Linked DNA regions of Mus musculus: all the other regions are linked to region 1. A link is a contact called in ENCODE Hi-C or POLR2A ChIA-PET data. All regions are on one chromosome and are shown on one strand. The core of a region is the stretch at or near the end of the contact, and the rest is flanking DNA. Distances in the headings are between cores, read along the strand shown. Region 1 holds the start of Fut2 (fucosyltransferase 2). Region 2 holds the start of Rpl18 (ribosomal protein L18). Region 3 holds the start of Fut1 (fucosyltransferase 1).

Region 1 (4,770 bases), core at 948-3,447:
CCTGTCCTGGACTCTCTGGACTCTCTGGCTATTCTCTCTCATATCTACACTAAAGTCCTTCTTCTTAACCCTACCTTGGAGCTGCCATACCCCCACTTTATAGACGAGGTCTCACTAAGTTGCCCAGGCTGAATTCATTCAGTTAGCCTGGCCTTGGACTGTGCCCTTCTTTTTCAGCCTCTGAGGTATCTGGGATGTCAGGTCTGCTCCACCAAGCTCATCCTGGCACCAATTCTACGGTGGGAAAACACTGGAAAAACACACTTTGAAATCCAACCTGCTAATCTCTGGGCTTTTGATCTGAGGGCTCTGAGTCTCCTCCTGCAAACAGGAACACAGGAAGGCTTGTCTGGCCTCTGAGAACAAGGAAAGGAGGCTGTTCTGGACGAAGGACTTCAGGCTGCCTCTCTGCTGCTTCCCATCCCTCAGGAAGGGAAGCAATGGCAGGGAGACCAAAGGGCAAAGAAAGGTCAGAGCCTGCTGTGAGGTCATATCCAACTTTGGGGAAAAGATGGGGACTGTGGGGCTCAGGCAAGTGGCGCACACCTTTAATCCCAGCACACAGGAGGCAGGCGGATTTCAGCCTGGTCTACAGAGTGAGTTCTAGGGCAGCCAGCCGCACACAGGGAAACCCTACCTAGAAAAGCCGGAAAAAAGGGTGGGTTATGGCCAGAGCCATGCCCTTGGCCTTTGATTCACTTTATAGGAGCACAATGCTGACACCCGGAGCTGCTCGGGGACTACAGACTCATGTTCAGTCGCCTTTGCCGTCTTCTCAGGGGACAGCAGACTGCCGCTAAGGAAGGGAGCCAGATTCACATCACTTGTGATCCAAAGGCTAGGTAGGCACTTGGGTGAGTTTGGGAAGACCAAGGACTGTGGGAGGACTGGAAGCTGAAGCCATGGAGGACTGTAGAGCAGCAGTTTGGCTCCAGTCCAAGGCTGAGGAGGCAATGGGAGGAGCTTAGACTCTCTCTTTGATCTCTGTGGTCAGGAAGATCAATTACCATGTGCCTAGCCTCAGTTTACCTTCTGTTGGAGGGGTGCGGTATGCTGGAAAGAGGTCCCAGCTTTGAAGGAAGAATCCTTCTCCAGTTCCCTAGAAGCAGAGAGAGAAGCTCTCTCGATGTAGTCCAGGCTGATACCTAACTTAGCAATGCTCCTGCCTCAGCGTCTTGAATACTAGTATGACAAGCATAAGCCGCTGCACTCACCTCTTTCTAGCCTGTGTCCTCAGAACTGCCTTTTCCACCCAGAGCGCCCTGCCCCCAGCATCCCCTCCACATCAGCTCAGAGACAGGAGCCAGGTACATGGCTGGCTCCACCCCATCAGTGCCATTCCTGTGACTGGCACCGCTTTCTTCCTGTTCTGTCCCTGTGCCAAGGAACACTGGCATTAGGAGTCTCAGGGCAGTTTATCAGAGTAGCTGCCACATTGAAATCTCCAACAGAGGATCGGGATCCTCCCCCCCCCCTGCCCCCCATGACAGCTGCAGGTTTCTGAGGGCCCCCTAGGCTGATATGGAAGCCAAGGATACGGGAACAGGAAAATCCGGTTACATCCAGCCCAATTCTGCCTTTCATCTACTCTTGTTACTGGAATCAGTAGCAGGGAGAGAGCTGAGGATCTGAGAGGTGAAGCGGAGATTGGGGTTAAGAGGTCAACCAGCAGGGCAGGATGGTAGTCGGTGTGCAGGGAGTAGGGCTATGGGGGTGCTGGGCGAACACAGGGCTGGTGAGCCGGGAGCTTGGGAGACCCAGGGACTGGAAAAACTAAGGTCTGGGATCCCGGGATCTGGAGGACTCAGGACCTGAAGGAACTAGCTGGGGACTTGAGGCTGGGACTCCAGAGTCTGGGAGAACCAGGGTCTCTTCTCAGCAATGGCATCTCCTTCCAGAGAGCCCTGGGGTGGGGTCAGAGACCAATGCATCCAGTTCCTGGATCCCTAGGGCTCGTCAGGATTCAGGGGACCTGCCCCCAACCTCCTCACCTGTACTCACCTCTTCTGGCTGTGGTAACAGGGAAATGACCTAGGAATGGACGAACCGCAGCGTGGCTCTGCGGACTGGACGGCAGTGTGTATCTTCCAGCTTGGCTCTTCGTTCAGGACCAAGGAAACTTCCTGAGTTTAACCACAGCCCTGGATAGAAACTCCACCCAGGGTGTACCTGCTGACATCCTAGAACCAGAGAGGCTGGACCCGGAGGAGGCAGTCAAAGGTTAGCTTCCTCTCAGGTGCCTGCTGGGATGATAGCCAGGAGGGGCAGTTTGAAGAAATTGACACAGTCCAGCCCTGCCTTCTCCTGCAGATTCCCAAGAGCCTCAACCTCTGTCAACAACAACAACAACAACACTTTTTTGGATTTTTATGCATGCGTGCACGTGTGTGTGTGTGTGTGTGTGTGTGTGTGTGGCTGTCTACCCTGTTAGCAGGTGCTTTTCAACTTAAAAAAGGAAAAAAGAGCACACGTGTGGAGTCCTGAGGACTACTCTACTTTTGGATGTCCTCATATTCCGACCTGGTCGGAGTCTCCTCTGTGGCTGCCATGTTGTGTATCTCAAGCTGGGTGACTTGAGGGCTTTTGTTGCATGGCGCTCCTCTCTCTGTCCCCCCTCACTGCAGGAGAGCTAGTATTACAGCATCACGACTTCAGGTTTGGGAGGTAGGTGCTTTCATCTGCGAAGCCATCTTACTGACTCTCTTCTTCACCTTCTTTTGTGCATGTGCGGGGAATTGAACTCGGGTCCTCAGGCCCACACAGCACACATTCCAACTCTTCGGTTCTTTGGTTCTGAAGCTTTTCTTTCTTTCTTTTTTTTTTTTTTTAAAGAAATATTTTATTTTTATTTATGTGTGTAGCCTCTGTGGGCTGAGTCATTCCCTCACCCCTGGGCTTTCCTTGGTCTGGGTATTGAACTCTGGTCCACATGCTTGCTCAGCACAGCTTCACCAAATGAGTGAACTTGAGAGCCAACAGTATACAAAGATTCTTTTTTCCCCTTCCCTTTTGGTATGTAGGAAATTGAGTACAGGCCTCATGAACCATACACTCACCCCCTATGGCTGACTCTCTTTAGCTCTGAGACAGGGTCTCACTATGTAGCCCTGGTTTGCCTGGAACTTATGTAACCCTGGATGGCCTTGAAATCAAAGATCTACCTGTTTCTGCCTCTCAAGTACTAAGATGAATATAGTGTGCATCCCTAATACTATGCACGCTTAATAGATCTATGTGCACAGGAGAAAGCCAAGTACAGAGAGGGAAAGTAACTCCCTTGAAGTCACACAGCCATCTGAAGCCAGGCAAGCTGAGGCTTGGCCAAGGCCACACAAAAAACAGTTCTTGTCACTTCTGTTCACGTTCTGTTATTGTTTGTTTTGTGTGTTTGCTTGTTTGTTTTGAGACAGGGTCTCTCTAGAGCCCTGCCTGTGCCAGAACTCATTATGTATGTAGGCCAGACTGATCTCAAACTCCCAGCGATCCATTTGCCTCCTGAGTGCTAGCATTAAAGAAGTGCCACCAATATTAGGATAAAGTGACAAAAAGGGTACCTTTCCTCTGCTCTGGGAGAGCAAAAGGCCAATTTGGAGTGGGGACATGAGAGAGAGAGACAGATACTGAGAGAGACATAGAGAACTAACAGAGAGAGAGAGAGAGCGCGTGCGCGCGCGCACGCGCGCGCCTTTAGAGGGGCGCTGTTGCTATGCAACTCTCAGCGCTCTAATACTGGAGATGTGCTGCACCTGTCTTTGGCAGGCAATGGCGATGACATAAGCTGCTGCCAATGAGTTACTCAAAACCAGGCTGGCAGGCTGCCGAACTTACAACAGCCACACCCAGCAATTTTTTTACTATTTGCAATTTTTATTTTTGCTACAAGGGATTGAATGGTACACCATTTGTGCTGATTGGTTGTATCACCACCAAGTTACCACCCCCAATTCTAGTTTGTTTCTTCCTTCCTTCCTTCCTTCCTTCCTTCCTTCCTTCCTTCCTTCCTTCCTTTCTTTCTTAAACTTCTGTCCACCAAGGTATAATGAATGGCCCAGGCCTGTAAGCACAGACTCAGGTGGCAGGTGCAGTAAGACACACCAAATTTGAGGCTAGCCTTCCATACTGAGTTCCAGGCAAACCAGGGCTACAGAGGGAGGCCCTGTCTCAAAACCCCATGATCCTGTGATGGAGAGATGGCTCAGCAGTTGAGAGTTCTTTCTGCTTATGCACAGGGCCTGTGTGCACTTTCCAGTGTGTATTTTGGGTGTTGGAGTGGGCAAGGGCAGCCTCAGATTTAACTGCAACTCTAGCTCCATACAATTGAACAAATGTTAAAACAACAAAAACCTAGCCCAGCAATGATGGCTCCCGCCTTTATCCCCAGCAGTGATGGCACCCGCCTTTTTATCCCCAGCAGTGATGGCACCCGCCTTTTTATCTCCAGCAGTGATGGCACCCGCCTTTTTATCCCCAGCAGTGATGGCACCCGCCTTTTTATCCCCAGCAGTGATGGCTCCCGCCTTTATCCCCAGCACTGGGGAAGCAGACCCAGGAGGAGCTCTAGGTTTGAGGCAAGTTCTAGGAATTCCTAGCAAGTTCCTACAGCTAGGAATACACAAAGAAACCCTATCTCAAAAAAATAAAAAGAAATGAAACAAAATTAATTAATTAACACCAAACTCAAAGCAAAAAATCAAAAACAAAACAAAAACAAAAACAAAACTCCCAGGAACAAATGCAATAATATATAAGTATAAAATTATTTTAGACGGT
Region 2 (4,770 bases), core at 1,120-3,619, 52 kb after region 1:
GGAGACCATTCTGGAATGAACCAGGCTCGGGAGGCTCATGGACTTACAAACTGATTTGGACGACAGCCTTCCTGGAGGAAGAATGAGATTAACATCCCAGGAAACCACCATGTGACAAGACAGCCCCAGAAAGCAGCATAGGTAAGGGAAAGCATTGGAAACCCAGAGCTGGGAAGGAACTGAGGGCCAGGAAAAAAAGAGGTGGACAGAGACAGGCAAGGAAAGGGCGGCAGGAGACACAATCGGGTGTATGGGTGTGTGCGCACAAACACTGGTGTCTAAATGTACCTCTCACACGCTGGTCTAAATGTACCTCTCACACGCTGGACAAAGCGTGCTCACACTAACCTACACTCTGTTAAGGCAGGGACAAAACTTCTTAGGCAAAAAATAAGAGGAGGAGGGAGTCTGCTTATTGCCAAATACCCCTTGCATCGCATCCACAGCAGCATTCGCCCCAGATAACATGCCAAGAGGTGGAGCTCAGGGAGATGCAGAACCCGGGATACAGCCAGAGCGCCGCGAAAACCCTGACCAAAGAGGCTGAAACGGGAACAGGAAAGGGGAAACGCTAACTCACCCAAACTGAGTGACCTCGCCCTGCGGAGCCCTCAGAAGCCCAGCTGAGAGAAAAGGACTGCTCACCCTGCCCCCAGGGGAAGTCTGGGGCCAGCGGCAGAAGGGCCCTGACAGACATTATCACCCCTGGTATGACAACCACAGACTTCAGACCAGTGCTTCTCAACATTCACGATGCTGGGACCCTTTAATATAGTTCCTTATGTTGTGGTGATCCCCAAACATTTCATTGCTATAACTGTAATTTTGCTACTGTTACAAACTGTAAATATGTGGTATACAGGATAGCTGATATACGACCCTGTGAAAGGGCCCAGACCCACAGGTTGAGAACCTATTCTGTAGCTAGAGCCTTACCTGGTTCCATTGCCCCTTGGATTTAGGTGTCCAGTGGGCACCCAGGCCTCTGCTGTCACAGCAGGGCTTGAGCCCCAAACTGGAGGCCATGTATGTATAGGCGGTTTTCGTAAAGAGTCTTGCTAACTCCCTGTGCAGGGCCAGGTTGGGGTTCTGAAGAGGAGGGCACATTGCAGGCTCAGTATCCCAGAGCCTGCTTCTCTCATCCAGCTGGCCTGTCTTGTACTACCCAAGTTCAGGTACTCCATACCAAAAGAGTGAAGACACTTTCAGGGAAGACACCCTAAAAGGGAGTCTTTTTCATCACTCTCTTTTTCCAAACAAGGAAAAAAAAGCAAAACAGAAAATCACTTACCCAAGATCACAACTTTAAATGGCAGAGCCAGGCCAAGTGTTGAAAGACGGTGATCCCAGCTACTTCGGAGGCTGAAGCAGGAAGAGTGAGTCAAAGCCAGCTGGGGCAACTTTGTGAAACCTTGACTTAAGGGGCGGGGGGGGGGGTGAGTGGGGGACAGAGCTGGCACTAGAACTAGCTTACTAAATGGTGAGGTGCCAACTGTTCAGTTTTGTATCTTTGTCTCTCCTTCTGCCCGGGGTTCCCTCACCATTTTTCCTTCTCACCCTCGGGCCTCCACACCTCCAACCACCGTCATGGTCTCTATTTCAGTCTCTCTGGAGCTTGTTATCTACCCGCTTTCCAAACCGGGAGTTCTGCGTGCCTTCTCTGCACATCAATATGTACATCGAAAATGTTGGGCCAGTTCAACCAGTCTGGTTTAGGAAGGGGGAAAAAAAAAAGGGCTGTCCCTAAGGACGAAAACAAAGGAGAGATCCGAGAAGAGGTCATCTTTAAGGGCAGGGGGAAAAGCTCAACACAAAATATTAAATAATAATAATAATAAGGTATTATGGGTTGAATAGCAGCAAGAAAGTCTCGGGTGAGAGATCTAGTAGGATTTCCTGAACTTCAGTTCTGTTTAGTAAGTTGAGCATAAGGAAAAGGCAGCCGAGAATTTAAGGAAGTGTGAGATGAGCTTTTTCTTCAGGGCGGGATAAGCCTCACCTCCGACACACAGCCCACCGGGTCCTCCGCGAGCCACCGAGAAGCGGTCGGCGTGCGGCCAGAGAGTCACCACGCGACTCGTCCAGCAAGCTCCGATCATGTCTCTGATTCTCCGGTCCCTTTACCCCTGGAGAGTGTTAGAGCAGGGACGGGGAAAGGCCAGAGAGGCTCCGGGTCCCAGCCCTTTCCTCAGGCTGACTTCTCTTTGGTTCTGGAAGCCTCGGTTTACTCGGTCCTCCCACATACCATCGAGAAACCCAAATTGTGGTAGAGCTCCGCGTCGCGCTCATGTGACGTCACCCGTGCACCACAGAGACGCCAGTTCCGGATAGAGTGTCCCGCATTGCGTCACGAGTGCGTCTCGCAGGCCGCTCTTTCCCCGCCCACTCCGGCGCGGTTCCGTCTTTCCGGACCTGGCCGAGCAGGAGGCGCCATCATGGTAAGCTCGCTGAGCGGTCTCCCCGAGTGGCCCATCCGCTGCCATCCTCAGCAAGTCCCGCTCGTAGCGCGACGGAGGGGTGCAGGCGGTGCCAAGGGGAACTGCGGGACAGGCTAGGGCCTTCGATCAGAACTTGCCGGAGCCGGTGGCCGGTCCCGGGAGCCTCCCGAGGCTCGTCGTCTTCCTTACAAAGTTTGGCTCCATGAGCCAGGCTGATTGCAGCTCCCAGTGAGTCCAGTCCGGCCTCGAGCCCACGGCCGCTCCCTCGCACCAATCTTTCGAGTGCTGCGTTTCCAAGCGGGACCGCTGCTCCCAGTGTCCCTGTTTCTTAACTTGCCATTGGGAAGTTGAGTGCTACGATGAGCGGAGCCACTACACGTTGCCGGGTTTGGGGACAAGCGTACGTCAGTCCTTCCCGGAACACTGCTCCTAGTGTGTTTGGTGTGTAGTAATCCTGTCCCTGCCTTGTATGTTGGGAAGACGTTTATGAAGAGCCTTGAAGGTGCAATGAAACCGCTGTTAGTATCAGTAACTACTTCAGGATGCTAACAGCTTGGAAAACGAGTGGGGGATAAAATTAACCCGAGCACTTGGTCTTTCTAGGGTTGATTTGAAGGACGTAGTGTAAGGCTTTGTCACAAACACGTCTCCACGTCTAGAATGTACTGTTGGCTTCTTTTTGACTGTTTTTCAGATTGGGAGCTAGTTTTGAGAACATAAATAAAAGCTAACATCTTTACAGGGATCTGAACTCTCATCCATACTGGGCCCAGAACCAGGGCCTTCACATGCTAAGCAAGAGCTGAGCTCTAAGGGACTCTGAGCCAGCAGCCGCTTGTCTTGTGCAGCTCAGTTTTTACACCGAGACAGTGTTTCAATGAGTTTCTGGACTCTGGGAGGAATGGTCCCAAGCCGAGACAAAAACATCACTTGTGTGTGTTAAGTGAACTTGTCAGGGGTGGGACATGTCTTCTTCCTCTAGTTTGAATCCTTTGAGGTTTGAATTGTCGACTAAGTAGCCTAAAAGTTACAGGTACGAACAGGTATAGATATCATCAAAGATATAGGGCAGTGGTTCTGACAATTGGCTCTATGGTGGTTCACCTCCCTCAGGGTGTTGACATTCGCCACAACAAGGACCGAAAGGTTCGGCGCAAGGAGCCCAAGAGCCAGGACATCTACCTGCGGCTGCTTGTCAAGGTAAGCCCGGGGTGCTACGCCATCTTACAGCTCCCAAAGTGAGTGGGGTGGGGAGAGGGGGGAGCCTGGACACAGTGCCCCAACCCCCCACATCACCAGGAGTTGAGCGGGATGGGAGAGCTGTGGAAGGGTCCTGGCTTGGGGGTGGCGCAGGCAGTCCCATGCTCAATCTTTTCCTTTCCCTTGCAGCTGTACAGGTTTCTGGCCAGACGGACCAACTCCACCTTCAATCAGGTTGTGCTGAAGAGGTTGTTCATGAGCCGAACCAACCGGCCACCTCTGTCCCTGTCCCGCATGGTTAGTAGTCAGCCAGAGGGCGCTTCACATGTTTGGGGGCGGTGGGGTAAGGCCAGCAGAGGATGCGGGCCTCTGTGCTTTGGTCTTTTTCTACCTGGGGATTTCTCTGACCTGGGTCACTTCTGGGGTTGGAAAGAAAGATTTCAACAATCAGTCATAGCTGGCAAGCTCTTGGGGCCCTGTCACTGGGGGGAGGTCGGCCTCAGCCAGTGGAGGTCTTGGCTGTTTGGTCTTCCCGGTGACAGCTTGGCACAGAAAGACTTAACATGCTTGCCCCCATCAGATCCGAAAGATGAAGCTTCCTGGCCGCGAGAACAAGACTGCCGTGGTTGTGGGGACGGTCACAGATGATGTGCGGATTCTGGAAGTTCCCAAGCTGAAGGTAAGTGACCAGCATGGGCCAAAGGGACATGTCTCCAGTCAATTAGGGGGCTTTGCTATGTGCCAGTGGCACCCTGCCATGGGAGCTGTAATCAAAGCTGCTCTTCGTTGTGTCCCCTCACCACTGCAGAATGATGCTTTGGAGTCTGTTTGCCCTGAAAGCATTGAGGATGCTTGCCATCCACTGGGGAGACTTTAGTGGCAGTTGTTTATCAGGGTCTGCTACCGGGGGTGGGCCGTGACAGTCCCCACAGCCTCTGGTGTGTGCCTTCTCAGGTGTGTGCACTGCGGGTGAGCAGCCGGGCCCGGAGTCGCATCCTCAAGGCTGGGGGTAAGATCCTCACCTTTGACCAGCTGGCCCTGGAGTCTCCCAAGGGCCGGGGCACTGTGCTCCTGTCTGGTCCTCGGAAGGGCCGAGAGGTGTACCGACATTTTGGCAAGGCCCCAGGAACCC
Region 3 (4,770 bases), core at 298-2,797, 49 kb before region 1:
TAGGAGACTGAAGTCTACACTCCTGGGTCTGAAGGTGGCTGGGCTCTGCAGTTCTGGGTCTGAGGGAGGTGGCTGGGGTCTGTATTCCTGGATCTGAGGGAGGAGGCTAGGGTCTGGCTCTTGGGTCTGAGGGAGGAGGCTGGGATCTAGCTCTTGGGTCTGAGGGAGGAGGCTAGGGTCTGGCTCTTGGGTACTAAGAAGGAACCTGGGGCTTCAGACTTTCTGTGTAAGCAACTGAGCTGGTGTGGTTCATCCTTTTGGAATTTTAAGCTTCAAGGTGCTTTGGGGGGGGGGCGTGTCTGAGGCTTTCTTTCATCAGGAGAGCTGTATCAGCAGTGTGTAAGAGGAGTCCTCAGCCCAGCAGGTGGAAGTCTCCCAGCTGGCCACAGGCCAGTCACCCTCACCAACCCCTGCTTAGCATTCGGGCCTTGTGCTCAGCTGCTGTCCTCCCTGATGCAATCCTAGTGCTTCTTTCACCAGACAGCGTCCTGCACAGGTGCTCTCCAGATGCTTTGGGGGGTGGGAGGATTAGGCTCGGTGAAGGGGAAGAGCTGGGTTGTTTCCTGCAGTCAAAGGCGCTGGGGCCGAGTTTGGATTTCTAGGAGGAACCCTGAGCAAGGACTCTTGGGAGTGAGACTGGAGCACTGACCCCTAAGTCCCAAGGAGCATCTAAGGGGAGGAGGCTGGGGAGTGGACCTTTAGAACTGATGTGGCCCTGGAACTCTGCAGTGTGAAGAAATGATCTCATCTTGGGCTAGCCAAGTGGAATTTCTGAGTCTTTTAAGGTGTCAAGGTGAGGCTTCAGGCCCCGACTCCATGCGATTAATTAATGGGCTCCGGAAGGAACCGTGGGAGAACCTTTGTCTCCAGCCTCACTTCAGAGGCCTGTCTAAAAAGAATGTTGAAAACACTCTCTTTCCTCCTTCTGGCCAGAAAAAAAGTTATTTGCTGTATTTACCAATCTAAAAAGTAACAGCTGGGCCCCGGACTTTAGGATCACCACAGAGGAGGGGCTTGGAGCGCAGACAACCTGTGGAGTGTGATGTGTAGGCGGCTACAAGTAGAGGCTCAGACTTGGGTTGAGGCAGCTGGCAAACAGGTTCTCCATCCTCCTGGGAAAGTGCAGCGGGCGGGGTACGAAGAAGAAGCAGGTGGCCAGGCTTCGCTCCGTTGGGGCGTGGCTACTCCCAGAGCATCTAGCTAAGGGAAGCAGAAGTCACGGCACTGGAGATGGGAACGTGCATAGAACCTGAGCCCCGCTTCCCCCCTTCCCCAGCTCCAGCCTTGCAGCCCGGGTGCTAGTCCCCGGGTCCATACAGAGGATACGGCAGCTTCTGGGTACCAGTTGGGCTGCCCATCGTGCAAGTCAGAGAACCCAGAAGGGACAGGGGCGCAGCGCCCCATCCACCTGGGCGGAGGAGAGGGCGCAGCGCCAGGTAGGATGTGTCTCCGCCTCCTGCTGCCTGCCCTGCCGGGAGGGCGGAGGCTGTACACCTTGGAACCCTGCCCCTCTTTCTCTCTCTCTCCCCACCGGTCTCTGAGCCTTCAGTCAGTTTCAGGAAGGAAGCTTGAAGCGGAGGGCTACGGAGCCGGGGCTCCTGACTTCCAAGCGCGGCCGATGAAGGCTACATTTTAGAACTGGAAGCTCAGGCAAAAAGAATTCGCTTGCACCACCAGCAAGGAGCTCAGGTTAGTTGGCACTGGGGATGCCAGACGCCCAGGGATGAGTATTTAGGCTCCTCTAACCCTTATCCCGTCGTCCTCAAAACATGGAAGCTATCCCAAACCTATCCCCATTAAGAATCCCTTCCCTTGGGCTGGTGAGATGGCTCAGTGGGTAAGAGCACCTGACTGCTCTTCCAAAGGTCCAGAGTTCAAATCCCAGCAACCACATGGTGGCTCACAACCATCCGTAACAAGATCTGACTCCCTCTTCTGGTGTGTCTGAAGACAGCTACAGTGTACTTACATATAATAAATAAATAAATCTTTAAAAAAAAAAAAAAATCCCTTCCCTTCTGTCAGAGCAAGGATCTTAAGGACTCAGGGAACTATCCACAGGCCTCCTTCCGGGATGCAGCTTTTGTGAGCTCTCACCTGTACTTGCAGTAGGCTTTTTAACTATGTAGCTGCCTTGGAATCACCCAAACTTTTGTAAGTGACCCCTCTCAATAAGTTCACTAAGCCGGACATGGGCTGAATCGTTCTTGAGTATGTAACTGGTCTTTATGTAAGATAAACTGATGTTTGTTCCTGTCTCACAGGAAAAGTTATACAACATCCAGGGGCTTGCTTTTACAGTTCTAAAATCCCTTCTCTTTATCTGGTTTTCCCCTGGCTCCCAGCTATTGCCTGGGAGGCAGAATGTGCCCGCAACATATAGGTGCATCTCAGAAGGTAGTTGAGCTGTGAGGTTCCCAGAAGGCCCCCAGATCTTCCTGTCTTGCAGCCACTCATTTGCATAGCTCCTGACCTCACTGAAAATCTCAGAGCCTGAGGAGTCCCAGACTCAGACTCGGTGGCTTAATCTGTGTGTCTTCTAACTCGTCTTTCCTCCCCATAGCTATGTGGACTCCCAGCCGGAGGCAGCTCTGCCTGGCATTTCTGTTGGTCTGTGTGCTCTCTGCCGGCTCCTTCTTTTTCCACCTGAATGGAGGAAACTTCTTTCGAAATGGTCTAACTCTCTCTGTCCTGTGTTCAGACTATCACCTGCTGAAGTCCCCAGTGGCCATGGTATGCCTACCTCATCCATTGCAGACATCTAATGGCTCCCCTTCCTGTCCTGAGCAGTCCTCCTCACTCTCTGGGACTTGGACAATCACCCCAGGAGGCAGGTTTGGTAACCAGATGGGGCAGTATGCTACATTGCTGGCCCTAGCCCAGCTCAATGGTCGCCAAGCCTTCATCCAACCTGAGATGCATGCCGCCCTGGCCCCCGTGTTCCGAATCTCCCTGCCAGTGCTGGACCCTGAGGTGGACAGCCTCACACCTTGGCAGCACTTAGTCCTACATGACTGGATGTCAGAGGAGTACTCCCATCTGGAGGACCCATTTCTCAAGCTGTCTGGTTTCCCCTGCTCTTGGACCTTTTTCCATCATCTTCGGGAACAGATTCGTAGGGAATTCACTCTGCATAACCATCTACGGGAAGGTGCCCAGTACCTGTTGAGCGGGCTCCGTATAGGCCCGGCGGGCATCCGCCCTCATACCTTTGTGGGTGTCCATGTGCGTCGTGGAGACTATCTGGAGGTGATGCCCAATCGCTGGAAGGGTGTGGTGGGTGACCGAGCTTACCTCCAGCAAGCCATGGACTGGTTCCGGGCCCGACACAAAGACCCCATCTTTGTGGTCACCAGCAATGGCATGAAATGGTGTTTGGAGAACATTGACACATCCCATGGTGATGTGGTCTTCGCTGGCAATGGACAGGAGGGTACACCGGGGAAGGACTTTGCACTTCTCACACAGTGTAACCACACCATCATGACTATTGGCACCTTTGGCTTCTGGGCTGCCTACTTAGCTGGTGGAGACACGGTCTACCTTGCAAACTTCACCCTGCCAGATTCGGAGTTTCTGAAGATCTTCAGGCCTGAGGCTGCCTTCCTGCCTGAGTGGGTGGGCATCAATGCAGACTTGTCCCCGCTGCAGGCTCAATTTGACCCCTGGAAGCCAGACAGTCTTTTTAGATTGGTCTGACTCATCAGAAGTCAGCCATCCATGTCTCTATGCTTTGGTGTATGTCTGTGGTAGCCCTGGAGCTGTGGGTACTCATTTCCAGACTTGCACATCAACTTGCTGGAAATGCTGGAATGCTTTGCAGACACTTCAACAGGATATCATTTTCTGATTGCAGGGGAAGCCCAAGTCAGCACTGTAAGCCACAGTCTCTTCCGACTCTTCTGGCTCGTCTTCTTAGAACCTCTGGGCAGCTGTTTCTGGGTTAGGGAGGCTGAAGAAAATCCAGACTTACCAACTGGTCTCCTGGATTTCTGGGGTTATTCTAGGCTGTTTCTGAGAACCTGGTCCAGTCCCTTTGCAACACTCTGCAGGGCCCTCTCAACACTCCAGACAGTGAAGAATTTAATGAAGGTAGATGCAAAAGCTCAGTACTTCCTCACTGCTGGAGGCACGGAGTGATGCTAGAGGCACAGAGTGATGCTGCTGGAGGCACGGAGTGATGCTGGAGGCACGGAGTGATGCTGGAAGCACGGAGTGATGCTGCTGGAGGCACGGAGTGATGCTGGAAGCACGGAGTGATGCTGGAGGCACGGAGTGATTCGAGCCTTTCTGGAGCCAGTCTCTTGTTAGAGAGATGAGAACAATTGGAGGACATATGAATTCTGTCCAACTCCTTGGCCCCAGAGAAACCTGAAAGACTTTTATTTAGGATGGGAAGAGCAAATGGCTATAAGTGGGCTGGAGGAGAGAGCCGCTGTTGAGACACATCTGTCTCGAGGCACGGGGTCTCCTAAAAGATCTAGGAACTTTACAAGAGAGAGAGAGAGAGAGAGAGAGAGAGAGAGAGAGAGAGCTCAAAAGTTAAAGAACAACACAGATTAATCTTGGATTTAGGATCAAGGAGGTTTCTTCTTCTGAAGATGCTATTAGGGGATCTGGGATCTGTTTTCTAGAGGTAACCAGGCCTACAGAAAAGAAGGGCATACCCCTGGGCCCACAAAGTCCCCAAATCTGGCTCTGAGAAGATCCAGGGTAAAGGGTCTGAAGGTGTTCCAGAACCTAGAACCCAGAACCCCGAACCCAGCCTAT

What was found. Hi-C counts contacts between places; a loop is a spot of excess contacts on that map. ChIA-PET counts read pairs that join two places held with the same protein, here RNA polymerase II (POLR2A).
Region 2: POLR2A ChIA-PET joins it to region 1 with 10 read pairs in embryonic stem cell. The contact joins the promoter of Rpl18 here to the promoter of Fut2 in region 1. POLR2A ChIA-PET finds 5 or more read pairs at or near these places in 4 of 5 experiments (Patski and embryonic stem cell).
Region 3: a loop to region 1 is called in a map of gastrocnemius, with 1.8 times the contacts of the local background. The contact joins the promoter of Fut1 here to the promoter of Fut2 in region 1. A Hi-C loop is called at or near these places in 7 of 37 maps with a recorded cell type or tissue (gastrocnemius, left cerebral cortex and mouse trophoblast stem cell). POLR2A ChIA-PET finds 5 or more read pairs at or near these places in 3 of 5 experiments (Patski and embryonic stem cell).

The regions. Positions count from the first base shown.
Region 1 is chr7:45,664,197-45,668,966 of GRCm38, forward strand. It overlaps Fut2 (fucosyltransferase 2), which reads right to left and starts at 2,198. Exons shown (of 3, transcript NM_001271993.1): 1 at 2,002-2,198. It overlaps Gm39008 (a long non-coding RNA gene), which reads left to right. Exons shown (of 5, transcript XR_882068.2): 3 at 707-2,220.
Region 2 is chr7:45,715,702-45,720,471 of GRCm38, forward strand. It overlaps Rpl18 (ribosomal protein L18), which reads left to right and starts at 2,370. Exons shown (of 6, transcript NM_009077.2): 1 at 2,370-2,438; 2 at 3,552-3,638; 3 at 3,828-3,935; 4 at 4,219-4,317; 5 at 4,593-4,770. The coding sequence starts at 2,436. Sphk2 (sphingosine kinase 2) reads right to left here and starts at 2,301. Exons shown (of 7, transcript NM_203280.3): 1 at 2,000-2,301; 2 at 1,292-1,362.
Region 3 is chr7:45,616,059-45,620,828 of GRCm38, forward strand. It overlaps Fut1 (fucosyltransferase 1), which reads left to right and starts at 1,548. Exons shown (of 2, transcript NM_008051.6): 1 at 1,548-1,689; 2 at 2,564-4,770. The coding sequence starts at 2,566. The coding sequence ends at 3,699. RefSeq lists a promoter at 1-808 and a cis regulatory region at 495-500.